Linked DNA regions of Homo sapiens: region 2 is linked to region 1. The links are chromatin loops, found by intact Hi-C in ENCODE. Cell type or tissue: endothelial cell of umbilical vein. All regions are shown on one strand. Links, peaks and the distances in the headings refer to the core of each region. The heading gives the core; the rest is flanking DNA.

Region 1 (14,913 bases), core at 429-8,428:
GTAGTGTGGCTGGTTTACATTGTTCTGGTTGCAGATTATGAAAAATTATTGACTTGCTGAAGGCGGTGAAAGGTGGGAGGGGACGGTAGGGATGGAAGAGGGAATTTGAATATTTGACCAGGTTAATGTGAAGAACAGAGATAAACCCTTACATTAACCCCTCGCTCGGAGCACCTAGGGCTGCAGATTAAAATCCCATGGGCCTGCCAGTCAAAGGCAAGGCCCCAAGCTACTCTCTCACACTGGCCTCCCACAGCAATGAGACAGTGGCTTGGAGGGTGATGCATGCTTTATGTGTTCCTGAGCCGGTGTGCAGCGGGAGCACCCGGGGAGAAGGAAAGCCCAGAAATGGGCAAAAGATGTTGGTTCCCTGGACGGTGAAATTTCCCAAATAGGCCTTTTAAATGTGGGTCTCAGAGGTTAACCAAACAAAGACAGTCTCGGCAGGACCACACCGGAGAGGATTTTAGCCTGACTTAACCCACTGAGAACAGAGTCTTGTTCAATTTTATGGGAATTTCAACAAGTAACCAATACAGGCGGCCTTCCCCTCTTATTTTTGTATTCCCTTGGACCGGCTGTCAATCACACACACACACACACACACACACACACACACACACACACACCCCTCGGTGCACTGGCCCCTTCCCTTCCCCGCCTGCCTGCTCCTCTCCCAGCCTGCCAGCTGCCCTCCCTGCTCCCCTTCTTCTCCTCTCCCGGCAGATCCACTCAACTTGAACCCGGACTCTGAGGCTTAGCAGCCTTGGAGAAACCGTACTCTAGGAAGAAAAAAAAGCACACAGGAAAGAGACTCCTGACCCTTCCTCAAGGCTGCTCTCGCCCCACCTCATAACACTGGGCGCAGGCACAAGCTCCCAAAACTTCGGAATCTGGATACATTACTGTCTTGGAGGGGGTGAAAACTGCCCAGCAAAGCAAGCCGGCCTCTGTGCCCCTACCCAGCGGCCTCCCGCGGCCGGCCTTCCCTGGGAGCCTCGCAGAACCCCCGACCGAGTCTGGGAACGCCCGGGGGAGACAATAGCTCGGGCCTGACGCCCGACAGGGACCCTCTGCCCTTCCTTCCTCGCTGTCTTGCTCCCGTCCCTATAGGATACCCACCCGGCCCTGTTGCCATCTCCCTGGAGCGCCAGCGGTGGAGGCTTCGGAGGAGCCGGCCGGATGCACCGGGACCCCGCGGGGCCTAGTTGGGAGCGCGCCGCCCACTGAGGCCTGGGGGCCCGGCGAGGCGCGGGGGTGGCCAAGGCAGTCTCCCCGGCACACAGATCAGCACATGTCTACGCGCACACACCCAGCACGACCCTCCCTCCCCCAGCACACCCCAAGGGCCGCGCCCTCCGCTCCTGGGCCTGGTGGCCATGGTCCATGTGCCCCTGCCGGCGCAGGGGCTGCCCTGGAGTTCTCCATTAAGCCCTGCGAGCACTTCAGGAAGGAGCTCGGGCTTCTGTCATCCCGCTCAGCACATCAAAGCGCCGACGGCCGCCTTCGTGGGCAGGTGTGAGCGCTCGCCCTCTCTCCTCCCGAGCCTGCTATTTTGTGGTCCAGGACTTGCCATCAGAACTTGCTTTAACGCGACGAGGGAACTCACCTGTGTGCAGAGCGCCGCGCACACATCGGGGCTCGCGGGACAGGGCAGCTGCGTTAGCGCAGCGCCGGGTGTGTTCGGGTAGGTGTTGCGGGCAAGGAAGTAGGCAGCGGCCCCTGAGCAGCCGCCTCGCTCCGGCATTGCGGGGACACGGCGGGGCTGAGGCCACGAGAGCAGGGCCCGAGCCCGGCGGGCCGTGGTTACGGTTTTCTTGCACTGAAAAACTGAATCCGGCCCGAAGCGACGTGCACTTTATGGTCCCCACACCACTCGGTTAACTAAGAAAAGACCCGGGCGAATGGACCTAACGCAGCCCGGTGCCGAGAGGGCCCGGTCCAGCAGCCTCTGGGGCCCAGTGCGCAGGGCACTGCGGGCCGATTGCGCCCCGGGGCCAGGAGGCGCCGAGAAAGCAAAAGCAAAAGCCGGCGGCGGGTGGAGGTCAAGCGGCCCGGTGCAGGCCGGGGACCGGGGAGCCGCCCCGGGAGAGCAGGGTCCAGGCCTTCTCTGTCCCCCTCCAGCCTGGGGCTACCTCAGGGACTCCTCGCGCTGCCAGATGCTTCGGACCAAAGGGCATTTCTCTGCGCCCTGAAGTCCCGGCTTCTCTAGAGGAAGTCTAAGACGTTCGGGACCCACGAAGATGCCTGCGGAGGGGCAGGAGAAGAGGCGTGCTTTTCTGCCCCATCCCTTCATCTTGCGATTGGGTTGTTTTCTATCGTCCCCTTTGGCACAGGGAGTCCTCTGCGCTCGCTGCTGTGACCGGCCCAGTTAGTTGGGAAACAAGGCTCAGAAAGAAGGCCGCAGTGGTGTTTCTGGGGTAGGGTGCTTGGCCCTCCCTGAAGCCAGGGCTCAGGGCAGCACAGGCCAGGAGCTCTGCCGGGAGAGACCCGGAACCAGAGTCTGGGTCTAGTTGTCCGGTACCTGTGCTCATTCTGAGATTAAAGTGCACGCCCCAGCCTCAGAGAATAAAATTGGAATTCCAGGACATAAGAATCCCCCTCGAGGGGGAACTTGCTCTGTGTTTGTGCGAGCATCAAAACAAAACATAATGATTCCAAAGCAATTCTATGACGTGCAGTTGGTGTGTTTGAGCTACTTCTAAAGCTGGGCTTTCTCTACCAGCTGTCTAGCAATTTACTAAAAGGCACAGCAGCACCTTTTGTACTCTGAGGCAAAATAAGACACCCTGCCATCCACTGGATGACTTTGTTTCTGAAGAGGTTTTTTTTTCTTTCTTCTTTCAGTGGGACTGCCCCGTTACCAGCATCACTCTACTCCAGTGTGTGACAGAAAAGATTTCGTCCTCAACTTCAATGGGATTTCTTCTTTCCATCCCTCAGCTAGCGGGTCGTATTATCACCATCACCACCAGAGCGTCTGTCAGGATATTAAGCCCTGCGTCATGTGAACGGAAAGAGGCCAAGCGATGGCCGCTCTCTCCTCTCCCCTCCTCAGAGGGGGCAGATAGAAACTGGGACGGATTCAAGTCACATGCACGCGGATAGCAGTAAGCCACACACCTGCCACTTAGCCAGAATGCCCAGGATCGCGTTGGTCACTGTTATTTGCCTACTGCTGGAAGAAGGACAACCGCTGGCAAGGTAGCGTTCCCCAATCTGAATACCTGCAGGCTCCCACATGAGGGAGAGGGCAGACTCAGGTGGGAAGATGTGCCATGCGTAAGGCATCAACGTGTATCTGTGGGATCTTCGTTGCCTTCAGTAATCAGGGTGTGAAAAAAGCAGACAAGTTGTGTGTGTGTGTGTGTGTCTAAGAAAACTTGTGTGCTTTTCAAAAAGGCAGTGCTAAGCACAAGATTTCAAGAAAGCCTCTTCTTGTTGCCTAGCTGAGTGGGAGAGTCATTTTCCCCAGACACTACATTTGGATACAGGTGCCAAAGAACATTATTAAGGAATTATTTAGAAACAATGTGTCTAGTTTAAGAAAGTGGTTTTCAGTATTGTGACAATACAACGTTTTTACAAGGTTGTTTTCTACCACCATATTTTAAAGATATTTTTATGACCGTGTATACTCACACTTTGCTTGTATTTTAAAAGGAGGATATATTTGCACTTATGTATACTTTTACAGTTTGCCAAAATATTTTGTTGTAAAATTTTTTTTCAATAAAATGTATATAACAAATAGTTGTTTTAGGGGCTGATTTTCTCTTCGGGCACCCTGAGAGCAATGGATGCCAGTTTCTCCTCCCCGGCAGGCAGCTGTGCAACTCTACCCACACCCCCTCCAGTGGTGTAACTGACATGGTGTGGGGTCTGTGCCTTGAGTAACACAGGCCAGGTTCTGATTGTGAGTCTTCTCAGGAGAAAAACAGTGGAAGAAACGTTTTCTGTTATTTCTTTCTTTACTTCACCCCAGCTTTTTCTGGCAAAACAAAAACCAGAAGGTGAAAGGAACTAGAAAGAAAACCAGGCAAGATACCGACCAGGGTTTGATTTTGAGGAAACCAATTTTGTGCCCCTTCTGTTTTCTTTCCTGTGCCCGGGGAGTGTTCTGCCCTTTGCCCTCTCTCCCTCCCGACTGGCATGGGTTGACAGATGTGGGGCACAGTGGTAAGCCCCCCTCCAGGGTTGGATGCCCAAAGAACAGCACCCTGCTTCTTCCCTTTGCACGTTGCAATTTTGTTATGGGTGGCGGTCACATGCTGTCAGAAATGGGGTTCAGATCTGAAGAATGCAGGGGGATCCCTGAGCTGCAGGGGGCAGGCTCCCAGCAGGGGGTTTAACTTCCTTGGGGAGTTTAATACAGAAGCTGGACTCCCCACACGTTGCTCTGTGGCTGCGGCCTGTCCCACCCTCCAATTCAGAGCCTGGCTGGCCCTGCTCAGCATCGGCACATAGCAAGCCGGTTCAGCCCTTCCTTCCTCCCGGCCTCCTCTCCCCACTCCTCCCTTTTAACCAGGGATTTAACAAGGGAACCCCTCAGCCCCTTTTTCTGTTCCTGCTAGATTTCCCAGTCACCAGTGTTACAGGCAGAGCTGGTGACGCTCCCGATGGAAGAGCAAAATGGGCCAACTAGGCAGGAGGACTGACCTTCTGTCCCAGCAGCCCTTCACCATCACGAGCCATGTTGGGGACAATGGGTCTGAGAGAAGCAGAGAAATTATCTGCTCCAATCATGCTGTGCATTTTCCTCTCCAATTCAGGGCTGGAGTTTTGTTTTTGTTTTTTGCTTTTTCTTTCTTGATTGGAAAACTCACCTTTGTTTCTTATCCCTTAAAAGGTCTTTCTCCCAGTCAGTCACCAGACTCTTGGTATTCGTAGGGAACTGTTTCACACCCCAGGGTTTTTGTATTCTAAGTGAATTTCACTGCAAAGAGCGTCTCCTGAGTGAAACATCTTGTTTCCGAAAGTCTTAACCATCTTTCTAATCTTTAGGTTTCCTTCCTATATCTTCTAAAATTAAGAAGTGATTTAAACATTTTTTGTCTCTCCATTATCATATTTGCAGTTAAATAAGGCCTTTTTATTTTCTTTTATAGTGAGCTACTCGGGGGCCTGCTATAAATTATGAAGTCAGTTTCAGAGTTTGCTCCGACCACAGTGCTGTGTTTACATTCCTTCCGAGGCAGCCGGCATGGTCGTAATTTATATCCTAAACACTTGAACGTAACTTGTTTATACAGAGAATGACAGGACCTCAAAGACGAAAACTGCGTCTGCCTGCCTGGCCGCATTGGGAGGCCCAGCGCGCCCCCTGGTGGCGCGAGGAGATCCGCCCAAGGCGACTCAATGATTCCTTCAAGCTGCGCAAGAACTTGACAAAATGACCCGTTTTGTGGTGCCTTCCAATAGAGACATTTTTAAGTATCTCACTTTCATAAGTTATGGTTTCCAGTTTTAGGAAATACTTTGCTTTCTTCTTTCTTCTTCTTCCTTTTTTTTTTTTTTTTTGAGACAGGGTCGTGGTCTGTTGCCCAGGCTGGAGTGCAATGGCACGATCTCAGCTCACTGCAGCCTCCACCGCCTGGACTCAAGTGATCCTCCCGCCTCAGCCTCCTGAGTAGCTGGGACCACAGGCACGCACCACCATGCCTGGCTAATTTTTTAATTTTTGTAGAGACGGGGTCTTGCCTCGTTGCCCAGGCGTGGGCTTTTTTCTATTTTACTCTTTTCGCCTACTGTCTCATCCTGAAACCAGATCACAATTCAGTAAGAACAGGCCTGACCATGCTCAGCAGATGCTAAAGCCCTGACTTGCTACGTATATTCTTCATTTCTACATTTCTCCCCAAATAAGGCTGTTGTTTTGTTTCCTTTTGAGTCAAAATTGTTTCTCTCCTAACTGTCCCTCAAAGACACACACGTACACATAGACTCATTTATATTCACCCTTTTTTTTTTTTTTTTGGAGAAACATGCAGTGCTTGGCTTTAAAAGTTGCTCAAATGTTAGTGATTAAATTGAAAAAAAGTGCTACACCTTTATAAGTGAAAATAAATGAACTAACTCAACTAGGGATAAATACCTCAACTGTTTTTTCGTCAAATGGATTTTGAACTTAGGTTTTCTGCTCATTGGCGGAATAAAGTGGTATATTAAAAGATTTTATTGTTTTCTATAATAATTATTGTTTTTTGTTGGTTTCATTGGAGCTGTATACATAAAGACAAGACCAGGGAACTACTAAGCATCATGCATCAAGTGCTGGGCACCGTGGCTGTCTTACCAAATCTCACACGGCTATCTTACTTAATTCTGTCAATATCCCTCTGAGGTGCTGATATTGACCTTATTTACAGATCTGTACTAGCTCCTGACTAGGTCATGACTTTGGGGGGTTTGACCCATGTCTTCTGATTTCAGTTTATTTCCCTCGTTTCTCCAACACTGCCTCTAAGAATTTTGCAACTGACACTGCAGATCTTTGAGTGGCAGGAATATTCCCTCTGAAGCAGCAGTTCTCACACTTGAGTGCACATCAGAATCACCTGGAGGGCTTGTTCAACACAGGCTGTGGGTCCACCCCACCCTCCATTTCTGATTCAGTGGGTCCAAGGTTGTGTTCAAAGATGTGTATTCCTAATAAACTAATAAAAGAAGGTGATGCTGATAATGTTGGTCCTGGGACCACACTCTGAAAACTGCAGCTCTTGAAAGGCAGTTTCGATTACAGATCTTTTTATAGGTTCCAATGGATAGGTATTAAGGATAGCCTATTAATTGGTTAAGCAAAGATCTGGAAAGGTTTTTCAAATAGTTTGTCCATCTAAATGCCTCTGTGATTGATTATGGGCCCCTAGGAAAATGCAAGGCTTAATTTTGAACCCTAGGCCAGAAAGTAGGATCTCCCCATTTTTATTCAAAGCAATGAGGCCTCTTGTTTTATTGTAGTAAACATTGCAGAGAGGAGTCAGATGGAATCATTGAAGTCTACCTGCCTCAGTGGAACAATAAGTCTAGGTACTTGCACACAGCAGCCAGTCAGAATTCTACAAACAGAAGGAGGCAGTAATGGGAGCAGACAGGAAAAGAAACTCCATTATTGGTTATAAAACCTTTTGAGGGTAGAACAGAGAAAAGGCAAAGAAGGGGGGCTGTGATCTCAGAGGATAGCAATAGTGATCCCTAGATATGAATGGGTAGGCAGAACCGTGGGTGAAGAAGGGAGAGAGACAGAGAGAGGAAAAGGGAGAGAAAGGAAGAGAAAGAGAGAGATGGAGACAGAGAAGAAGGAGGGGAAAGAGGAAGATAGTCAAAAAGAGGGAAAGAGGAAGAGAAAGGAAGAGAGAGGGAGAGAAGAGAGGAAGAGAGACACATAGAGAAGGAAAGGGAAAAGAAACGGAGAAGAAAGAGAGGGAGGGAGGGAGAGAGGGAGATAGGAAGGGAGTGAGATGGGGTAAGAGAGAGACAAAGAAAGAAGAGAGACTGGGAGAGAAAGAGAGATACACAGAGAAAGAGAGAGGAAGGGCAAAGATGGGTGGAGGGTGTGGGAAGAAAGGAGGAGGAGGAAGGAGGGAGAGAGACAGAGGGAGAGAAAGGGTGGAGGAGGAGGAGGAGAGGGAAGCAGGGGGAGGGAGGTAAGGAGGGAAAGAGGTCTGGAGAGGAGGAGTCTGCAGACATTTCCTGAGCTCCTGTCCCTGGAGCTGAGAGGCAGCCCTGGAAGCTGGATTCCTGTCCTCTGAGGCCACCATTCTCTCTCCAGGTCCCCAGTGCCAACCCACGAGCTGAAAGACCCATGGACTTCTGTTTTACTTGGCTTGGCCTGAATTCTGGGGAAGTAAGTGAATTCTCTAGTTGTGCATGATCAAATTTTCTGAACTGCCACAGCGACTTATACAGAATTAGGGAGAACAATCTTGACTTAGATTTTAGAAAGTGGAAGTCCGATTTCTGGGGAAAATCTTCAGGTCCCTAGGATAGGCCACGGTATGGCATTAAAGGGAATTAGCAGCTCCTTCCCAAAAGAAACACTCTCTTTGTAGATTCGTATTATACCTAATTACTCTGCATCATGGTGATTAATTCAAAACAGGCACTGACTTACTTAGAATGGAAATATATTTTAATATATTTTATCCGAACGGAAATACATTTTACCAAACCTGCCTCTATGAAACACTATCTTAGCAAGAAAAAACACCACAAATGTAGACATGGCCAGGGAGGGCCAGGGCACACAGACGTCAAGGTCATTGGGGAAAAAATGAAAGTCCTGGAAGTTCTTTTTGAGTTCAGAGTGCCCCAAGTCCACAGCAATCCAACTGATAAATATTCATCTCTCCATGTCCTGGGGGACGTGTGTGAGATACGGAGCCTTGGCCATCCCACGGCTGCATCGCCAGGCCTGTGGGCTTAACTGTATTCACGAGAGCACAGACGGAGCGGACAGCGGGACAGCTTTCCCTCCGAAGGGCCCATTCCACCCTCCAGCCTGGCAACGGAGGCTCGGTCACAGCCGGGCAGTGACTCGTCTGCCGGGTGGCACGGCCTCACCTCCCCAAACTGGCAGAGCACCTCCCCCTCAGATTTGGAAACCGCTGTGAGTTAGGTGGAGTCCAAGCCTGGAGTGTGGGGAGAGGAAGACCTGCCTCCTCGCTCCTCCTTCAGCAGCTCCACGCAGCACAGAGCGGAAGTGTCGGTAGACCGTGTTGATTGACTGACTGGGCCCCAGCGCGCCGTGTGCTAATCCCCGCTAAGAGCTGTTCTTCAAGGAGGGGAGGAACTGGACCTGCTGTCAGAACAGAATTGCTTAGCTGGGTTGAGACACAGGGAACCAGGCCAGGATCTGGCATCTCAATAGGGATTCCAAAGACACCAGGTCCGCTGACGGACTCACTCTGGATGACACACTTGCTCACAGCCTGAGTGAGTGCACAGTAGCCCAGCAAGCTCCAGGGGGAAAAAAAAACCCCCTGCGGCCGTCCCGTGGCCCATCCGGCCAGTTCACACAGTCACCTGGGGTAGGCCGAGGTGTACTTTAACAGCTCCCTGGATACAGCCGACAGGTCTGTGGGAAAATGTCCGACCTCTCTATTCATCAGGAAATGCAAATGAAAACACAGTGAGATACCACCTCACACACATCTGAATGGCTTTTATCAAAAAGACAAAAAGTAAATAAGTATTAGCGAGGATGTGGGGGAAAAGGAACCCTTGCGCACGGTTGGCGGGAATGTAAATTAGCACCGCCATTTTGGAAAACAGTATGGCAGCTTCTCTGTAGACTAAAAATGGAACTGCCAGAGGCTCCAGCAGCCCCCCTTCTGGAGGACGCTCCATAGGAGCTGAAATCAGTATGCGGAAGAGATGTCTGCTCTTCCAGGTTCACTGCAGCGGTGTTCACAACAGCCAAGAAATGCAATCAACCTATGTGCCCATCAACTGATGAACAGATTTTTAGAATTCCCTGTACATACAATGGAATATGACAGTGGTTCCCAATTATTTTGGCACCAGGGGCCGGGTTCATGAAAGATAATTTTTCCACAGACGGGGCAGAGGAGTCAGGGACCCCTGGAATACGGCATAGCCTTAAAAAAGAAGAAAATTCTGTCATTTGAGACCACATGGATGGAACCAGAGAACTTAAGGCTAAGTGAAATAAGCCAGCCACAGAAAGACAACTACCACATGATCTGACTTATATGGAGAATCCAAGAGTCGATCTCATAGAAACTGAGTAGAAAAGTGGTTACCAGAGGCTGGGGGAGAAGAAGGGATGGGGAAAGGGGAAAGGGGAGGTATTGACCATAGGGCACGTCTCAGGTAGACTGCAGGGGTAGGTTTTAGTGATCTATTGTGTGCCATGGTGACCGCAGTTAATAGTAATAATAATGTATGCTAAAGGAATAGATTCTTCACATTCTCACCACAAAAAAACGGGAAGTCGGTGAGGTGATGGTGTTAGCTTGATTGACTCTTTCTACAATGTATACGTAGCTCAAAACATCCCATCGTACCTGATAAATACACAAAATTATTTGTCAATTAAAAATTAAAAAGAAAAAAGCTCCCCTGGTTCTTCTAATGCTCAGGCCATGCTGCTGGAGAGCAGGATTGCGTTTACAGTCGCCCTCATTCCAGGACAGCCGTCTACAGGTGGGGAAGCTATGGCCACAGCCGCATTCTCCTAGCTGTCAGGCAAGCCTTCTACACCCCAGTACACTCGAGCAGACTCCCCAACTCACCCCAGACCCTAACAGCGAGCTTTCTGGATGGGCCTGGGGCGGCAGGGGCTTCTGGGGCTCCCTAGGTGACGGCTGCTCTAGATCCATCTCCCTCAAGCTGGGAGCAGACGCTGAACCCCTAGACTCTGCAGAGGAGGGACGCACAGCCCAGCAGGCACCAGGCATAGCTCCACATTAATCAGTTACTCAGGCCTTTTTCTAAGAGAGAGAGCCGAGCATGAGGGCAGGAGCTCAAGGAGGGAGGGACACAGAAAAGGAAAGGCACGGACACGCCACGGCAGGATGAGGCTGTGGGAACTCAGGTCACAGGGACATGTCCCTTTGCGCCTTGGACGTCTGGTGCAGCCGAGCCGCCTGGCCTTACCTGCCCAGGGCCTCTTCCAAGGGCAGCTGTCAATATGCTCCTTGGCATGATGGCAAAGGCTGTTCACAGCCCTGTGCTCTAAGATACAGTAGTCCAGCAGTAAGGGCCACGCCGGGGCCGCCCGCAGGACCGGGAGAGGACAAAGCCAAGGACGCCCGGGGCTCCAGGCCAAGCACAGGGAAGCCACGGCCTAAAGAAAACACACAGAGAGACGTACACACACTCACACACACACAGACACACACTCATATACACATACTCAGAGACACACATAGACACACACAGACACACACATAGAGACATAGACACACATAGACACAAACACACAGACACATTCATATACACACAGACACATACACACTCACATAGAAACACACAGACACACACTCACAGACACACACATACAGACACACAGACATAGACACACACAGACATGCACACAGATACACAGACACACACATACTCATACACACAGACAAACACACACACATAGACACACGCACACAGACACACAGACATAGACACAGAGACATGGGCACACACACAGAGACATAGACACAGACACACACACAGACATAGACACACATAGTCACATGCACACACATACACACACACTCACAGACACACACAAACACATAGACACAAATACATAGACACACACACACATTCACATAGACACACACAGACACAAACACATAGACACAGACATAGACACGCATACACACACACATAGACACACACAGAGACACACATAGATGCACAGACTCACATAGTGACTCACAAACACAGACACACACTCAAATACACACACAAACACACACAAAGACATAGACACCCACATAGACACAGACACACACACTCATATAGACACAGACATACACGCAGACACACACACATGCAGACATAGACACAGACACACATAGGCACAGACACACTCACATAAACACAGACACACTCACACACAGATGTAGACACACACACACAGACATAGATCCACACACACACTCACAGAGGTATAAATACGGACACTAACACACACACTGACACAGACACTCACATAGACACTCACAGATACAGATACACACACTGACACATACACTCACATAGACACTCACAGATACAGATACACACACAGACATACACAAGCAAGGATATAGACAGGCAGACATAAAGACACACAAACACGCTTGCACACAGACATCTAACACAAAGAGACATAGGGACACACACAGACACATATGTTGAGATATGTAGATACACAAAAGCATGCATGCATACACACAGATGCACAGAGCCACACAAACACATAGATACACACAGACACGCAGACACACATAGACATACACACAGAGACCCACACTCACAGACACACACAGACATACATGTAGACATGCAGACATGCAGATACACCGAGACACACACACGCACATGCATACACACACAGCAACATTCAAACACACACACACACACACACTCGCACACAATCTGCTATTCAGTTGTGGGTCTATCTGCAAGCACTAAAGGCTGACATCCCATCACGCCTGCCATCCTCCCAAATCTCCAAATCCACCACAGTGGTTTCATCATCTTCTGAAGTTTCCTTTTTTCTAATCACAACCCTGCTCTAATCCCAGAAACAGGAAGAACTGCCTCTTTTAAATTAAAAGGTTGCTTTTGTTCTCAGAGGCCAACCCAAGCCCCTTGGCCATGGACAAGGCCCCCAGCTGGAACCACAGCACAGGGCAGCATCTCCCAGAACAGGCTAGGGAGGGTGCCTCCTCCAGGAGCCCAGAGCCGAGGCTGGCCAGCTATCTGCGTGGAGTGTGGAGAGGACGTCATGGCTCCAGGAAGCGGTGAGGTCCCAGGGCTCTGACTCAGGCTCTGAACATGGGGTGTCCCCTTGCAATGGTAAGAACAGGGTTTGATCAGCAAGGGCAATCCCTCTTCCTCTTAGATGACCCATCCTTTTCAAGCAAGTCCCCATCCCAAGAGGAATGGGGCAGGTCGCCGGGCTGGGAGTCCTCCACCCGGATGTGAATCTCTGCCAAGGAGCAACTGAGCAGCAGTGCCAAGTAAGGAGGCTGCTCCAGCTTCAGGTCTTCACAGTGGGCACTGGCCGCCAGATCAGTGAAGCCCACAGACAGGCCCCTCCAGGCTATAGGGAAAGCCCTGTTCCTTACTGTGCCCTGGGAATAACACAAGTACACACACTAAAGATAATGTCCCAGAGATGGCTGTGGGCTGTCTCCCGCCCACAGCCCCAGGAGTCCCTTCCAGATAGCAGCCCTGAAGAGGCTATGGCCTAGAAAAGCCATAGGGCATCTGCTAGGTCTGTCCTGCAACGGAGTGCCACAGATTGGGTGATTTACACACAGAAATCTATCATCTCAGTCCTGGAGGCTGGAAGTTCAAGATCCAAGTATCAGCAGGGTTGGTTTCTCCTGAGGCCCTTCTCCTTGACTTGCAGACGGTGTCTTCTCCCTGTGTCCCCACATGCTCTTCCTTGTGTGTGTATCTGTCCTAATCTCCCCTATTTATGGGGACACAGTCATACGGGACCAGAGCCCACCCTAGTGACTTTGTTTTAATTCAGTTTCCTCTGTAAAGACCTTATCTCCAAATGAGGTCACTGGGAGTTAGGACTCCAACATACTTTTTGGGGGAGGTGGGAGTGTGAAGAACATAATTCAACCATAACAGTTATAAATCGAGCTCACAGCTGGACAGAAATATACTTGATTTCTGGGTCCACAACCCCAGGCCTTCTCCCCTGCCCTAGTAAGCTCCAGATTAAATAGGCTCTCAGAGAGCCAGACCAGCGAGGCCCATCCCTTCTCTCCATCTGTGCCTTGAGCATGGAGTGGCTTGGAAGCTAGATTTTATTTCCTGCAGAGAGAAAACGCTAGAGCCAGCACGCAAATGAGCTCTAGCCCCCAGCGGGACTGCATTCTTTTGGGGAGGGCAAAGCCTATAGTTATGGACTCCACAAGTCCCTGGGAGAGGCAGCAGTGCCCCTGAAACTGCATCAGACACTGTCTCTGCATCAAGGCACACACCTCTCAAAAAAAAGGAAGAAGACAGGACAAAGATTTTTTTCCCCTTTTTGAACTTGGATGAGCTAGCATCGTTGCACAGTACAAACGCTGGGCATTCACAGAGGCAGCTCTCTGTGGGCCCCGGGTCTCTGCTAGCCATCTGTGAGTGGGATCTTGAAGAGTCTTAGGAGGCAAGTATTTCTAAACCCACTTCCTAGAGGAGCAAGATCATTCGCAGTCACATACCTGGTAACTGGGACAGCTGAAACCCCAACCCAACTCCATCGGACTCCACACATCAGAATCGGGCTGGTCTGTGAAAGGATGGGGGAGGCTTCCTGGCAGGATCTGTGTACCCCTTGAGCTTGACAATTGGTAAGATACACTCTGGGTGTAAGATACAGGGTGTTTGTCCACTAAGTTCATGAACAGCCCAAGACACAGCCCACACTGGAGTAGATGTCATCCATTAATCCCCTAACAATGGAACTGACCCTTGGCTGGGCACAGTGGCTCACGCCTGTAATCCCAGCACTTTGGGAGGCTGAGGCAGGGGGATCATTTGAGGTCAGGAGTTCGAGACCAGCCCGGCCAACATGGTAAAACCCTGTCTCTACTAAAAATACAAAAATTAGCTGGGTGTGGTGGTGGACGCCTGAGGTCCCAGCTACTCGGGAGGCTGAGGCAGGAAAATCTCTTAAACCCAGGAGGCGGAGGTTGCAGTGAGCCGAGATCACACCACTGCACTCCAGCCTGGGCAACAGACTGAGACATCATCTCAAAAAAAAAAGAATGCAACAGACCCCAGCGTCTGAGGAGGCTGGGCAAAGGCAGCCTGCATGGCCTCCAGGACTCCCACCCTTTCCACTGAGGTCCCATGGGAGAGAACCAGCTGCTCTGAGAGCCCGCGGGCCGTGTCTCCATCAGCTTAACCCCAAATGAGAACCAGGTGTGTCCAGGCCCAGTCTTGGCTCCCCGGGAGTGAGGCGGGAGGGATGGGAGCTCAGGCCCGGCCCTCAGAGGCCAACTTCCCACCCAGGGCACAGGGGAGGAGGAAAGCAGGAATCCCCAGGCAGAGATCTGGCTCGGCAGGAGGAGGCTTGGTAAGAAGGGAGATTCCGGGGTGCATGGAGAGGAGGAGGACCTGCCCTCAGAGTTCAAAACCAGAGTCTGGCCCAGACTCCCTTACACAGCACTCAAGCCCCTCTCCCACAGGGAGGGTGGGGGTGCCATTGCCGTATTACCCCCAGGGAACTGA
Region 2 (14,913 bases), core at 2,874-10,873, 1.2 Mb before region 1:
AGACACCAGACAACTGTTTTCAGTCTCCACATTTCTTTCATTTCCTTTATGAAAGTTACATTAAGAAAAAAAATAACTCCCTTGAGTATTCTGATATTTTCGGTGAGTGAAACAGTAATCTCAGCAAAGTTCAATCTTGGTATCAGACAGAATTTCAGGTTGTTTCATCTAATTGCCACTTAATACCAAAGACATGATGTTTATTAGCATGTATTTCTAATGAGAAACTATTATAGTCGTCCTCAATTGTCTGAAATATGAAGCGGAAAAAGAAAATTATGAGCCCCAGATACCAGACCAGTTGCTGATCAGATAGAATATCGTGGTTCCAGCATATTATGAAATAAAAATTCAAAGACTGAATACCATGCAAAAGGTCAATATTCGGCAGCATCTGAGAAGTCATACATCTAGATAGACCTAAACTATAAGTGCAGAAGTGCTACAGTAAACTATATGGGCTTTCTACTAAGTACTGGCTAATTTTAAAACATACTGAAATTTATGTACATTAGTCTTTGTTATAAGAATTGAGAATCCGCATTGTATTATAAAGTTGATCTACAACAGTCACTTTATTATAAAATATTTTCGGCCTGGCGCGTTGGCTCACACCTGTAATCCCAGCACTTTGTGAGGCCGAGGCAGGCAGATCACCTGAGGTTGGGAGTTCAAGACCAGCCTGACCAACATGGAGAAAACCCCATCTCTACTAAAAATACAAAATTAGCCGGGCGTGGAGGCAGGTGCCTGTAATCCCAGCTACTCCGGAGGCTGAGGCAAGAGAATCGCTTGAACCTGGGAGGCGGAGGTTGCAGTGAGCCAAGATCTCACCATTGCACTCCAGCCTGGGCAACAAGAGTGAAACTCCATCTCAAAAAAAAAAAAAAAAAAAAATTCACCAGAAGGAAAGTGCTTACCTATTTGAACAACTCTGTACGGGTCTATACAGTATTCCAAGGCTCTTCAATAAGCACATGGTGATGACCCAGGTCAGTCGTGGCAAGGTTGGGGAATTAGAACAAACCTCTGTGGCAAACACAGATTATAGCTTGAAGTGAGCATCACGGATTTCTACAACAAACACTCTGACAAATATTTCCTGTGATAAACATCCACGTTCTCGAGGTGGGACAATTAACCCAAACTTTCCAAATTACATAAAAACTTTTGCTCTATCTAATTAAGCTGATAAATTCATTATTTTAAATGACAACATACAAAAGAAGTATAGATTTTTACTTAAAACGTATTGGATATGTGGGTATTCTCTTGTCTTTCTAAGCAAATGCTAATATCAGTTCAGTGCTTAACAATGTCAGCAGCAACTGGGCCCTCTAAGTCTCCTGCTACTGAAGTTTGAGGGATCAAGCCTCACCGTAATTTTGACAAAGACTAAATTCAAGATGTCTGAGGCTTACAATTTTCTTATTCTACTTAATGAGGTAGAGAAGTTCATTTGGAATTGAGCACTCCATTAGACTGTTTCAGCTAAATTTCAGGTGGCATTTTCTAACAATAAGAGCTGTTGATGCTTTGGAAGGCAACAGGTTTGCTTCACTGGAAGTGATGATGGCCTTCCAGAAAGGGTGAGGCAAGGTTTTCTAAGATCTCATCCAACTAAATGATTCAGAAAGCGCCAGCCTGGGGATTCCAGGTGCTTGTGACTCGGGGATCTTTCTGCCATCCCACCTCACCTGTTAGTCACCTTTTGAAATTGGGTATGATTGAAATGGAGTTTAGGGAATGCTGTAATAATATATCTCTTGCTTGCCTAATTCACAGAAACGTGCACAGGCAAACTGTGATGCTAAGTGGGGGCTTTGATCCTTTGATGCCGGGCCCTCCTCCCACCCGGAGCCATACCTATTTCTCCCTTGCCCGTTCTCCTGCCTCTGCGTTCAGATGTGCTTCAGGCCTGAGACAGGAGGAACCTATCAATGAAGGAGGAAATGTTCCCCAGCTCCTCAAACACGAGGCCTCCTTCTGCAACTCAACTTTCTGCTCCCAGGACAGGATAATCTGAAGACCCCACCGCTTCACCTCATCTGAAGACTCAGTTAAAGAGGAGCGGGCAGGCAGCTGGGGGATTCATTCTCTGGGAGTGGGAGCAGAAGGGAGCCCCTTGTCTTGTTTTTGTTCCTTCCCAGTTGACCCACAGCTGGAGTGCGGGCTGGGCAAGTAGGTGCTGGGCAACTTCTGGGGAGACTCAGGCCTCCTTATTGGCCATCACAAAGCCCCAGAGAAAAAGATGCTTCCAAAAACTGCAAGATAAGAGGAACAGGTAAAGGTCATGGGAGGATTAAGTAGAGCACAGCAGGCTGCTTCACGAACCCTCTGTGGCCTTCCCCAGGTGGGCCAGCATGGCAGCTGCTAACATTGAGTCTAGGCCATCAGGCAAGGTGAATTAGGGACAGTACCAGTGGGGAAAGTACCTCGGTGTAGCCCATGCACTGTCTGCCACCCACCCATGAAGTTCAACCTCTTCTAGTGCTCTTTTCTGTTTTCATGGTCCTGGAGTGACTTGACCTCATTTAGTCATTCTATGATTATCCCATTTACAGGCAAGGAGCATTTTTATTGTTGTTAATGCTCTTAACTCTAGCAAGCTATGAATTTAGGACGTGTCTGTGCCCTTTGGCAAACTTACTGTCTCCTTAGGAATTTTGTGCCCGATTTCTTTTGCTCTTCCAGACTGCTGCCCATGCTCCTCTGCCCTGCCGAGCACTCTGGGAGATGGACCTGGTTGGACACTAGAGCTCCACCCTGCAGCTTCCAGGTGGGCTCAGTAGATGGAGATCCTGGAGGAGACTGTAGAGCAGCTGCTGGCACAGTTGTCCTGGAGCTACCTGGGCCCAGATGCCCCAGCTCTCTCCATGCAGACCATTCTACCTACCTCTCCTCTCATACTGGGCTCTCCGTGTAGGTAAGAGTGGTACAAGCTTCCCTGTCACATGGGTAGGAGTCAACTTCCCTTTCCTTTGTGGTGCTAAACCCCCCGCCACACCTCGAGTAAACAGGGCCCTTTCTAAGCCCAGCTCCTGTCTTGTCTGGGCACAGCATGTGTTTTCTCCTGGGACCCTGAAGCACACATCCATTCTACTCATGTAAAACAGACAGCTGCATAAGAGAAAATAATATATTCACGTGTACAGCTGTTGGCAAGAAGTCTTCAGAGATGGAGAAACCGATGAAGAATCTTGCTGCAAGATCCCAACCTATGCCAAGGGCCACTGCGAGAAGCCAGCATGGACACGAAATTCACACCCAGGGCAGCTCCTGTGTCTTCTGAGCCTTCTCATGAGGGCTGCAAGCACAGTGGTCTGGTACTGCCTGCCTGTAATGTTTTCTTTTAGAATAGACCCTGTGTGTAGATGAAAGAGCATTCGACATCATTACTACGTGGGATGCTGAGAACCAGGTGTTTTCTTCTCTGGGCATAAGCTCCTGAGGCTCCCGAAAGTCTCATCCTCCTGGGCCGAGGATGCTGAAGGGAGCAGTGGGATGGAAGGCGGGCCCAGAAAGCACACGGGCAGGCAGAATCTGCTCTGCCCAGCTCCAGTGTCTTGTCTTTACTGTGCTCACCGTATGTTTTCAGAAAGACAGGCCAAGAACAAAAGTGGGAGCCACCTAAATGTCCAACCATGATGGTCCATGAACACAGTGGAATGTGCAAGATAATTGTGAAAATTGTGCGGAAGTATGGGGAACTGCTTAGGATACACAGTTAAGTGAATAAAGCAGCATGTTAAGTGTTATATATGCCATGGTTACAATTCCAAAAATATGTATGTACATAGGCAAATTCTGGAAGAATAAAACCAGAAGAAAATGTTGTATTAAAGTGATAGCATCATGGATGTATATAGATAGCCTTTGATGTCTTTGTTGGAAGAGGCCATCCTTGCACCCTGTCCCTTGCTGAGCATGCCACAACTGCAAGGCCCTGAGTGTCCCTTAGCTGGCCCATTTCTCAGGTCCAGCTGATAACTCTGAGAGGTGAGGTAACATTGACCCCTCCCCATGATCCTCCAGGCAAACAGCAGGCTGGCTTCTGGCTTGCTGTAAGCACAGCGCCTTCTCCAAGCTCCACGCTTCACGCTGCACACACGGCATTCATCTGAGCCTGCTGTGTCACCTGTGAGGGAACTGGGACTGAGGGGAACTGACACAGAAGTGCGGCTGGACATAACATCCAGGAAACAGTAGCAGGTTGACTGAATAGCTTCTAAGAAGGATAAAATCAAATCCCAGATGACAGTCTTAATAAGGTTGCGATACCAATTTGAAATTACAGTTGACTCTTAAACACCGGTTTGAACTGCGAGGGTCCACTTAGAGATGGATTTTTTTTTCCAAAAAATACAGTCCGTGGGTTTTGTATCCACAACCAAACACAGATAGAAAATATAGTATTCTCAGGATTTAAATCTGCCCGTACGGAAGCCTGGCTTTTCATAACCTTCGGTCCCCAGGACTCACTATGGGACTTGAGTATGTGCAGATTTTCATGTCTTACCCATGGCCCTGGAAGCAATTTCCTACAGATTCCCAGGGATGACTGTATTTGCCTAATGTTTCTTTCCCAGCAGACTCATGTCTGTCTTGTGCACTGCTGTGTTCCTGGCACCATGGGGGAGCGTGGTGCAGAGCAAGTTTCCTCAGATGGCCCTTTGTGGATGGACTACAGGAGCAGAGATGTGCAAGAAGCAAGTTTCAGAAGGAATTCAAACCAAAATGTAGAGTTTGAAGGCAACAGTGACCTTTGCAATCATACCTCCCTGTTATTCAGTAACAAAGCCACCACCATGTATCAAGCACCCACAGGCCACACCTGTCTTCTGGACGATTTTCGGGGCATCATATTTCAATGTTCTGTCCATTTCCAGGCACAAAGTGCTTTCACTCACATTCGGTCCTTGCTGCAACTGCAAGCCACTGAAGACAGGTGTGTCTGATCCCAACGTGGAGCCCACAGTAACAGCAAGCAGCGACTGTTGCTTGTGCAGGAGGCCCTGTGTGCCACATGTTGCTCTTCACTACTGATCAGGGCTGTTTACGTGGGTCCCATCACAGCTGCTCTGTGACTAGGGAACTTGACGTCTCCATTTTTCAACTGAAAACACAGAAGTACAAAGGGGTTCACCACCTTGTCCACGGTTGCCCTGCTTCTAACTGGTCATGTTGGAATAAAAACAAGCAACTGTCATCCGGGATATTAACCACGCAGGCTGTGGTGTTGCAAAGCAGGGGAGCACGGAGCAGGGAGCATACCACCCTGCTGAGATCAGCTCACTCACAAGTGGCAGGGCTAGGGCTGCAGTGCAGCTCACTTACGGGCACTGTGTAAGCCTGAAAGCAAAGTCCACATCCAAAGGTCGTAGTGGCCCCAAAACAGCTTCCTGACCTGCTTCTGTGGTCCCAGACCTCTTGCTGCTGAGGTACCTTAGCTTTCCAATTACTCTTGCCAATTCTGCCTGCCCAGTACTGCTAAAAGGCCACTTCCCTCCGTCCCATGGCCTCAAACACACTTCAGAGAGAATTTCTGGGCACTTTCAGAAGGCTGGTCACTACAGCACAAAAGAAGTCAAAGTTATCGCGTTAGTGCTCCCAAATCTGAGGCACAGTTTGGAGATGGGGGCTCTGAGTCAAGGGGCAGGCTGGGGACTGTTCCGGTGCCTGTGACTATGGGACTGAGTCAGTCACAGCCCCTCTCATTTTCACCAGTGAAGGACATAATGTATACAGTGTTGCATTTCCAAGACAAAGTGCCTTAAATTGGCTTAGGTCAGCAGACTACAGAAGAAACAGGATATTCGAGGCCCCTGCTTGGATAGCTGATGCCTGCTTGTAGGCCTCCCCCTTTCCCCGCTTACCCCCCATTAGTTGCCTTCACCAGAACCGAAGAAGTTTAGTCTAAAATGAAAGCTTACTACTAGCCTGCAAAATAGCTCCCTTTGTCTGTTCTTATCAGCCAGCCCAGCTACTTAGGTCGTAAGTGAAATACTTGAAGAGCCCCTGAGCTGACTAGGATTGCAATGCATTGTGGGCTGTGACAAAATGCAGCAAGACAACCCTAAAAACAAACAAACAAACAAAAACACCTAAAGCCCCTGCCTAACAATCAATAGGTGACGTCCAGGAAGGTTGTGACCCCATAGTACTCAGCCTGTGGGAAACTGGGGGAGGAGCCTGCACACTAGTGGACAAATTGCTTGTTGAAACTGCTGGGTGTGCCTGTCCGTCAGACACCCGATTTTGCAAGACTGACTGTTTATTAAAAATCTCACTTTCGCTGTTCTCTGGGTCTCTGAGTCCATTCTTCGGGTTTGGATGGGTGAGTTTGTTTCTTACGCCTAGTGAGGGACTGGGCCAGGCAGTCTCTTGAGGTCCTCCCTCTGCTTCTCATAAGACATCTGTTGTATCTCTTCCTCTCCTCATCACACACTTCTGTGACTCCCCTTGAAAGACAAGAGCATGTTCAGTCCCCATCAGACATGGACAGTCAGTGCTTCCTTGCCCCGAATTTCTTCCCCTTGCCCTTGGCCACCCTAGACCCCTGGGCTTTCCCAGTAAGTCACACATCAAAACCTTCCTGCCATGTGTTTATAGGATTTTATATTTTGATTATGGAAGTTAAAAGTGTAGTGATCCAGTTAACATTTTATTTCTTCCAGAAAACTTAAGGCTTTAACTCTGTCAAAATATGTGCATTATGAAAGGTTCATATCCCCCAATATCTGCATCCTTAGAAATAAGAGCTTAGCCACTGTTGTATAGATTAACTTTGGCAGTGCCAGCCCTTTATTTGTATATGGAGCACAGGAGCCTGAATTAGCTGGCATTTTATTTCCTTACTAAGTCAATAAACACTTTTTTTTTTTTGAGACGGGGTCTCACTCTGTCGCCCAGGCTGGAGTGCAGTGGTGCGATCTCGGCTCACTGCAAGCTCCGCCTCCTGGGTTCACGCCATTCTCCTGCCTCAGCCTCCCGAGTAGCTGGGACTACAGGCACCTGCCACTGCGCCCGGCTACTTTTTTTTGTATGTTTTTTTTAGTAGAGATGGGGTTTCACCATATTAGCCAGGATGCTCTTGAACTCCTGACCTCATGATCCGCCCGCCTCGGCCTCCCAAAGTGCTGGGATTACAGGCGTGAGCCACCGCGCTGGGCCTAAACACTTATTTTTTAACACTATTGTCCCAGGCACTGTACTAGGTGCCAAGAAAACAAAAATGAACACAGAAAAAATATATACTCAAGTTATTCATGGTCTAGAGAAAAAGACAGACGTACGTGAATTCTTAGGCAATATGTGCCTGATACATCAACACACATAAGCGTGTGATAAACCACAGGGAGACTTGGGAAGGCTTCACGAAGGAGGGTGCCTGAGAGCTGAGGGCTCCATCCGAATTTCAGCCTCCAGGTGGTTCCCCGACTCCTTTCCCCACAGCTCTGGGCTGGAGTTGACAGATGGGTCGGTCAGCTAGCGTGGGCGAGACCATAGTCTCCACCTCACTGTCCAGTGGCCAGGGACCCGCTAGAGGGAGCCAGATGATTGTGGGAGAAGCAGGCCTTGCCACAGCCTCTTTGGTGTGGTGAGAAAATGTTTCTGTTTTAACAAAGTTGTACCCAACTCCTAAGCGTCACACATATAATCCTGCAGATCCGAATCCTACCAATCAGCAGGCACGGGTTCATCTCTACATCAGCTTCCCTTATTTGATGTACGGATGAACCCCACACTTGCTAATAGTACCTGAGTGTGGGCAACACTTCCAGATCTTTCCATAAAATTCAGCACAAGGGCCCTCATGGGTAAGGTGGCTTCCTCATTTGAATACAGATTCTCACATTGACATGGCCCTACCTCTGAGGATGACTTTTGAAGGACACAACAAGCCTCTGAGGCCTGTCACTGAATTCCTGTTATTTCAGAACACAGGGTTTTTGTGTGTGTCTTCTTCCTCCCCTGCCATGTTTCAGGGAAAGGGAATTCAACGTAAAGGGGCCCTTTGCAAAACATACCTTGCAGATGGACCCATCAGAACTGCCTAGGTCTTCCATTTGGGGGCCGGTTCCCAGGCTGACAGATCTGTGACTCTGTAAATGAGTAAGAACCTGAATGTGTCACAGAAAATTCTTCCTGGTCCATAGACTGAATGAAGCAAATGTGAGGTGTGGTTGATCATCATGAAGTTTCTAAGAGTAAAAGAGAGAAAGCAAAAAAGTACATCTTGTTCTCTTCAGCTCAGTGGCTGGATTTAAATTCAGTCTCCACATAAAACTTCAGAAACGGCCCCTGCCCTAGGACAATGGCCAAAATAACAAATAGCTGAAAATCTCCTTTCACTCTGAAGGCCAGTCCTTTCCCCCTGGGCAGCCCCCTCTCCTTCGGAGTGGGGAGGCAAACCTCCCGGTTGGACTGGAACTCCCGGGGCGTTCAACAGCAACGGGGCGGCCTGCTCCCACTTGCTTTGTCCCCAGGGTTTCAACCCTCTCAACAGTTTCTTCTCGTTGCTTCTGTGACTGTTTTTTTTGTTTTTTTTTCTGCCCTGTCCTACCTCTGTGACTGTTTTCTGCCACCTTTGTTAATCCTTCCCCTTGCCAGCTCCAATTTTAAGTGTCCCCTGAGACTGGTAACTCACTGCTTTGTGCCAGGAGGTTCCTTGGCTCCAATCAGGGGTTCCTGACAACTCCCACATTCCAAGCTGGACCCCTCCTCAGCAGGTCCCACCCCACACAAGCTCTCTTCTTCAAACCGGCTGGCTTCCCCAGCCCCTAGCCCTCTGAGGCCATCACCCTTTCATAGGCATCTGTGTGTGTTTGTCAGAGCTGTAAAGAACCACAAACCAGGGGGCCTAAGATCTCGGAAACTTTATACTTTCACGGTTCTGGAGGCAAGAAGTTTGCGAGCAAGGTGCTGGCGGAGTTGGAGCCTCTGAGGGCTTCTAGTGGTTTGCTAGCCATCTTTGTGTTTGCCATCTCTGCCTTCATCTTCACATGTTCTCCGTGTGTGTCCATGTCTCCAAATTTCTCCTTTCCGTAAGGACACCAGTCATATTGGATTAAGGCCCACCCTAACGCTTCATTTTTACTTGATTACTTCTGTAAAGACACTGTCTCCAAATAAGGTCACATTTTCAAGAACTGCTTTGAACTTCAACATAGAAACTTTCTTTTTCGAGGAAAAGAGAATCAGGATTCAACCCAGAACAACACCCAAGCAAGAAGCCTGAGACAGAGCTTTGTGTCTTCCTGCTCCCTAATGCCAGCCTTAGCCAAGCCTCCCTGTATCTCCCACGCCCACTCCCCAGCCTGCACCTTCACCTCCAGGGGGCCTCTGTCTACTGACCTGTCTTTCCCCAGCCAATCCTCTGCAAAGTGCTGCAGTCCCCAAACCATAAAGAACCAGTTTTGTTACATTGCTATGGTTGCTCAAGGACAGACATTGGCTCCCTAGCACTGTGGAAGGCAAGTCAGAAGCCTCTGCCTCCCCTGAACCCCTCCCGTCCTACCTGGGAGGGAACCACACTCAGGAGCTAGACAGTTCTCAGGAGCCTCATGGCAACTGCTCACATCTGAGTCCCAGCTGGAGTTCAACCTAAGTCTCCCTTCTTCAGTGACACCCTCCTGATGCTTAACTGTGCTTTCTTAGAGCTTTACCAGCGCTGCAACAGAGGCCTGATAGCTCTGTGCTTAGTGATTTTGCTGTCTCGTGCCTCGGGGCTGTGACTGGGCTTCCCTGTGTCCTGGTCCTCGCCCAGCACACGACTGAGATGGACAGGAGGTTAATACATGAGCGTTGAATCAGCGGAAGATCTGGGGACCAACTCAATGATTACAGAGTGAATGATGGTGCCAAGGCCAGGGCTCTGAACCCGCAGGGAACTTGCTCACTGTTTGTTTGTGTGGCTGCACCCTGCCTCCCCCTTCCTTGGGGGTCTGAGATGCCACAATCACCTTCTCTGGTTCACTAGAACAGAAAAGGGGCCCAGAAGCCCCCATGACATCACACACCCCCCTCATGCCCTGAGGCCCAAAGTTCTTTTCAGAGAAGTGTTGTGTTGTTGAGCTCCACCTCCACAGGAGTGATTGAGCTCTTCAGGGAGGGCTGGGGGCAGCCATCAGGTGCCTGGGTGTGTTTGGTCATGATCCCTGGATAGGGACCCACCTGTGCCTCCCCACCCAACAAGGGAATGATTCATTGTCTCAAAGTGCCGCGGGAGGGCAAGGACTTAGCCCCAGCCAGAGTGCAGTGTGGTGTGAAAACTGGCTCAGGAGCACCATAACCTATGAGCTTCCTGATTTCCTTTAGCAATGGAAGGTCATTGGCCAAAGGGTGACCTCAAGGTCAGAGGTTGTTGTCTGTACAAGTACCGTCTGCAGCAGCCTCAGACAGAGGCCATTTCTGCTTGGACACCTGCAGCCCTTGGTGGCCCAGAGATGCTGCCTTGAAGTGAAAATGCAAAGCGATTTGAAGTCCCCAGAAGACAGAGGGGTGCTGGCCTCACTTGGCTCATAATGAAGCCCCGGATTGCGTGCTGGGGCTGGAGAAGCCACAGGAGCTGTTGCCGCTGGGGCCTGGGCAGAGGGCAGCAGGAAGGTACAGGGCTGTCCCTGCATGAGGAACTCACCGAGACCTGTACTTGTGTGACGGATGGTTCATACAAGTATTGAAGGTCCACATCACCAGCATCGGCCAGCTCAAAGACCAGCATGGGTGGAGGACCAGCCTCCAGCCAGTCAGCTCCAGGAGACACGCCTGGCCAGGACCAGCTACAGGATTTGCAGGCCCCATTGCAAGATGAAAATGAGGGATCCATGGTTCAAAAATGACTAAGAATGTCAATCCAGTGACAGCAGAGCAAGCGTGGGCCCTTCTGAGTGCAGGGACAGCCTGGGTGTCACCCCACGAAGCCAGCCCCAGACCCCACATGTGGAGGAACTCACTGCTCAACCTAAACCGTCTGCTGAGGGAGGCCCAGTCACACCCGGGCTTTCCCGCAGCCTCTTCCAGTGGGATTCCCACAACACCCTTCCTCCCGGAAGCGCCCTGCCTTCCTCTGGAAAGGGGCCTGGGATGTTCCCTTAGAATAACCTATCGAGTGAGCATTTGGCAAATGGGCTCTGTATTTGTGTTATATGGAACAATAAAAATGTTCTTGGGAAGAAACTTGAACTCCAGAGCTCACCTCCTGCTTGAAACAAGTGACGTCTCCTGCAGCTAAGTAAGTGAGAGTCATGTGGGGTTGGGAGCCAGCGCTTTGAGGCCAGGACAGGGGCTGGGAGAAAAGTGGCCCAGGCCGGGTGCCATGGCTCACGCCTGTAATCCCAGCACTCTGGGAGGCCAAGGCAGGCGGATAACGAGGTCAGGAGATCAAGACCATCCTGGCCAACATGGTGAAACCCCGTCTCTACTAAAAATACAAAAATTAGCTGGGCATGGTGGCACATGCCTGTAATCCCAGCTACTTGGGAGGCTGAGGCAGAAGAATAGCTTGAAGCAGGGAGTCGGAGGTTGCAGTGATCCAAGATCGTGCCACTGCACTCCAGCCTGCGTGACAGCAAGACTCTGTCAGGGAAAATAAAAAAAAAAAAGTGGCCCAATGAGCACAGGTCCGCAGCTGAACACAAGGAAGTAGGATTCAGAGAAAGACAGGGGAAGTGAGTTTGCTAGGAGGAAGAAAAGACAGACCTCAGGACCCAAGGACTCAAGGTGAGCATCAATCTCACTGTTCTCGGTAGGGTGGGATGGTGGTGGTCACATAGAATGGGGGGGAACTCGACAATCACTGGGAGACAGTGCTGACCAAATGAACCAATGAACTGTGTAGCCAAGGAACACTACTGTGTGTGTGTATGTGTGTGTCACGTGTGTGTCATGTGTATGTGTGTGTTGTGTGTATGTGTCGTGTGTATGTGTGTCACGTGTGTGTCGTGTGTGTATGTGTGTCATGTGTGTATGTGTGTGTCGTGTGTGTGTGTACAGAATCTGATGCTTTTATAATGAAGGATGGCTGAAGACTAGGAGAGATGGTGGCAGGATGGCATCAGGGTTGTTTGCTCTGGTTTTAGAGCCAGGCTGCTTAACTCAAGTCTGAGCATAGTCATTTTCTAGCTGGGTGACCTTGGCAAAATTCTGGGCCTTGGTTTCTTCATCTGTAATATGGGAATAGTAGTAATAGCCATATTTTAGGGTTGTGTGTGAGGATTAAATGAATTAATACATGTGCTTTGGTGCCTGGAATGTACTAAATACTCCAGAGATATCACCAATGATGATTTGTTAAGCCGTAGTTACTGCAGGACCTGAATCCTGAGACACATGACTGTCTGAGAGCTCTGGGGGTGGAAGGATTACACAACTGTGCTGGTAATTGCTACCTTTTGAGTGTTAAGTGTGCACCTTGGGGCATTCCCACTGACAAGGGACTCCCACGCACAGAGTCCATTTCCCTAGAACGTTATAATCAGTCTTCCAGATCCTTGGCCACTCAGAGGAGCACCTCGCACGTTTCAAAAGGTAACTTCCTGAATACACATCTGCTGGGTTTTCCTTCCTCCAGCTCTTCTCTGTTTCATTTTTCTCATCTTACTTTAAGCCTCTTGAGCAGATTAACAAGGCTGAGAAAATTCCCCCGGTCCTTTTTAGCTGCAACATGATTCAGCATACTTCTGATCATCCTCTTAGGCTGATATGTGGGTTTTCTTGACATTTTTAGGGACCTAGTTTGATGTGTTTGTCCTGTGAGACTCACTGTGACACCGGAAATAGACCCTGTGATTAACTACAGTGTTGTGCTTTTTTTTTTTTTCTAAAGCCACAGTCATATTACCGGGTATGTGTCATTTATCAGATATTTTTGGGGTACTATGTTGCACCTTATTATCTAAAAGCCAGGATTCAGAGGATGTATAACTCTCATAAGAACAGTGAGTTGGATACTGAGAGAAGATGTTCAAGATCAGAAAGCAACTCAGAGATAAAATTGAGATTTGATTTCCTAAATTCTAACGTACTTAATTTCACAAAAGAACAAAATACCAGCAAATACACAACTGCCCAGCGACTTTGTTGTAGTGAAATTAAAACCCACAGATGGTCGGGCGCGATGGCTCATGCCTGTAATCCCAGCACTTTGGGAGGCCGAGGCAGGTGGATCACATGAGGTCAGGAGTTTAAGACCAGCCTAATCAATATGGCGAAACCCCATCTCTACTAAAAATATAAAAATTAGCCAGGCGTGGTGACGCACACATGTAATCCCAGCTACTCGGGAGGCTGAGGCAGGAGAATTGCTTGAACCTGGGAGGCAGAGGTTGCAGTGAACTGAGATCGTGCCACTGCACTCCCGCCTGGGTGACAGAGCGAGACTCTGTCTCAAAAAAAAAAAAAAACACCCACAGATTACCAGAACCACACTCTTGCTCTGTGATGTGTGGGGCAGATGCATAGCTGAGCCTTTCTCGGATGGCTGGCGTGGGAGGAGAAGCGATCCACTGGCCCTGGATAATGGTTGATGGTGCTTTGTTTTGTGTATTGCTTCCTTCTATAAGGGCGGTCAGGGTCTCAATGGGAAAGAGGAACAAGGAACGTTAGAGAGATAATCGTTCCTAGAAACACGAAGAGGGGCCGAGAATTAGAGGACAAGAAGGAATGAATGTCAATGTTGTTAGGGACAATTAGGAAATGTCATACTATCTGCAAATACCGGATGTCTGAAATATTTTAGCAAAACTGAAATAAATAGATTAGAAGAATAAAGTTGGAGGACGCATGCTGCCTGATTTCAAGGATGACTATAAAGCTACAGTAAAAAAGACCATGTGGTATTCACCTAAACATAGACAAATAGATCAGTGGGTTAGAAAAGAGTCCAGAAACAGCCCATACCAATATGGTGTATTGACTTTTAGCGCAGGTGCATAAACAATTTGATGGAGAAAGGGGAGTCTGTTCAGCAGATGGTGCTGGGCAATTGTAGATCCACATGCAAAAGGAGATGAACTCAGCAGGTACCTCATACCTGATACCAAAGATAATTCAAGCTGGATTACAGACCTAAAGATACAATATAAACTACAGAGCTGGAGAAGAAAACATCGCAGCTGTTAGGAATGGGTATTTGTCTTTGTAGTGTTCCATTCATATCAAATCATGTCATGCTGTATAAGTTGTGTCTGTAACCAGCTTTTTGCCACTTAGCATTGCATTTTTCCAGGTCGTTAATGTTCCTCCTGCCCCTTCACTGATGCTGACTGTGCCAGGCCATCCTCTGAGCTCTGATCTAGAGGAGCGCTGTAAGGCAGAGGCTGCATAAAGAACCTGGCCTCCATGAGTAGGAATCCAGAAACACACTTGGCAGTCCAGCCCATCTCTCCCATGGGGTGGCCTTGGGATAAAGAGCATGGGCCCTTCTGCAGTGACAAAACTCAGAACTGTTGGAAAGTCATGGACCTCACAGAATCCTGAAAACAAAAAGAGAGCTGTGCTTCATGAGTCACCTCTGACTTCAAGAGGAGCTGTCTTTTCCCTTGGCCCCATTGCACGTGTTTTCCAGAACCACAACACCCTGCGATGTCTGTATCTGTGCCTGTCACTGTCTTATTTAAGAAAACCCCAAACCACATGAATTGTGATAAACAAAAGTATTTTGAATTCCACCCTTTAGGCTTATTATGACATAAAAAATCATGCCCTGGATGTAAGTGGGCTGACACTGCTGAATTCATGATAGGAAATGGTCATCTGACTTCCTTCTGGAGGAGAGGCCTGAGAGGGAGGGAGTGCTTTGACCGGAGTCCAGGGAGCACTGAGATATATTTAGCCTCTCATAAGCATGGGCTGCCAAGGTTAAGTCAGACCAGTTCTACTCCTCTGTGTGTCCTAGGACATCACTTGATCTAT

The links. Hi-C counts contacts between places; a loop is a spot of excess contacts. Peaks named below come from ENCODE experiments on the same cell type or tissue, not always from the same donor. Only the 100,000 strongest peaks of a DNase experiment are listed, where the experiment ranks them.
Region 2: a loop joins it to region 1, with 10 times the contacts of the local background. A loop is called at or near these places in 11 of 110 quality-filtered maps.

Annotation. Positions count from the first base shown.
Region 1 is chr6:1,391,849-1,406,761 of GRCh38, forward strand. FOXF2 (forkhead box F2) reads left to right here. Exons shown (of 2, transcript NM_001452.2): 2 at 2,848-3,755. The coding sequence ends at 3,011. Among named protein-coding and RNA genes, the nearest start is that of MIR6720, 8.9 kb to the left of the region's middle. RefSeq lists an enhancer at 8,186-8,687 and a silencer at 10,036-10,185. In endothelial cell of umbilical vein, for the core only: a CTCF peak has its summit at 5,324 (motif pointing left); a DNase peak (open chromatin) is centred at 5,293; H3K27me3 peaks cover 4,280 bases.
Region 2 is chr6:181,446-196,358 of GRCh38, forward strand. LIRIL2R (lincRNA regulator of IL2RA) reads left to right here. Exons shown (of 2, transcript XR_926349.3): 1 at 1-2,926; 2 at 3,061-6,301. It overlaps LINC03066 (long intergenic non-protein coding RNA 3066), which reads right to left. Exons shown (of 8, transcript NR_126020.1): 3 at 8,031-8,204; 4 at 6,291-6,461; 5 at 4,911-5,116; 6 at 3,148-3,364; 7 at 921-1,029; 8 at 21-250. Among named protein-coding and RNA genes, the nearest start is that of LIRIL2R, 8.5 kb to the left of the region's middle. RefSeq lists enhancers at 7,864-7,923, 12,520-12,589. In endothelial cell of umbilical vein, for the core only: a CTCF peak has its summit at 7,539 (motif pointing right); a DNase peak (open chromatin) is centred at 7,546.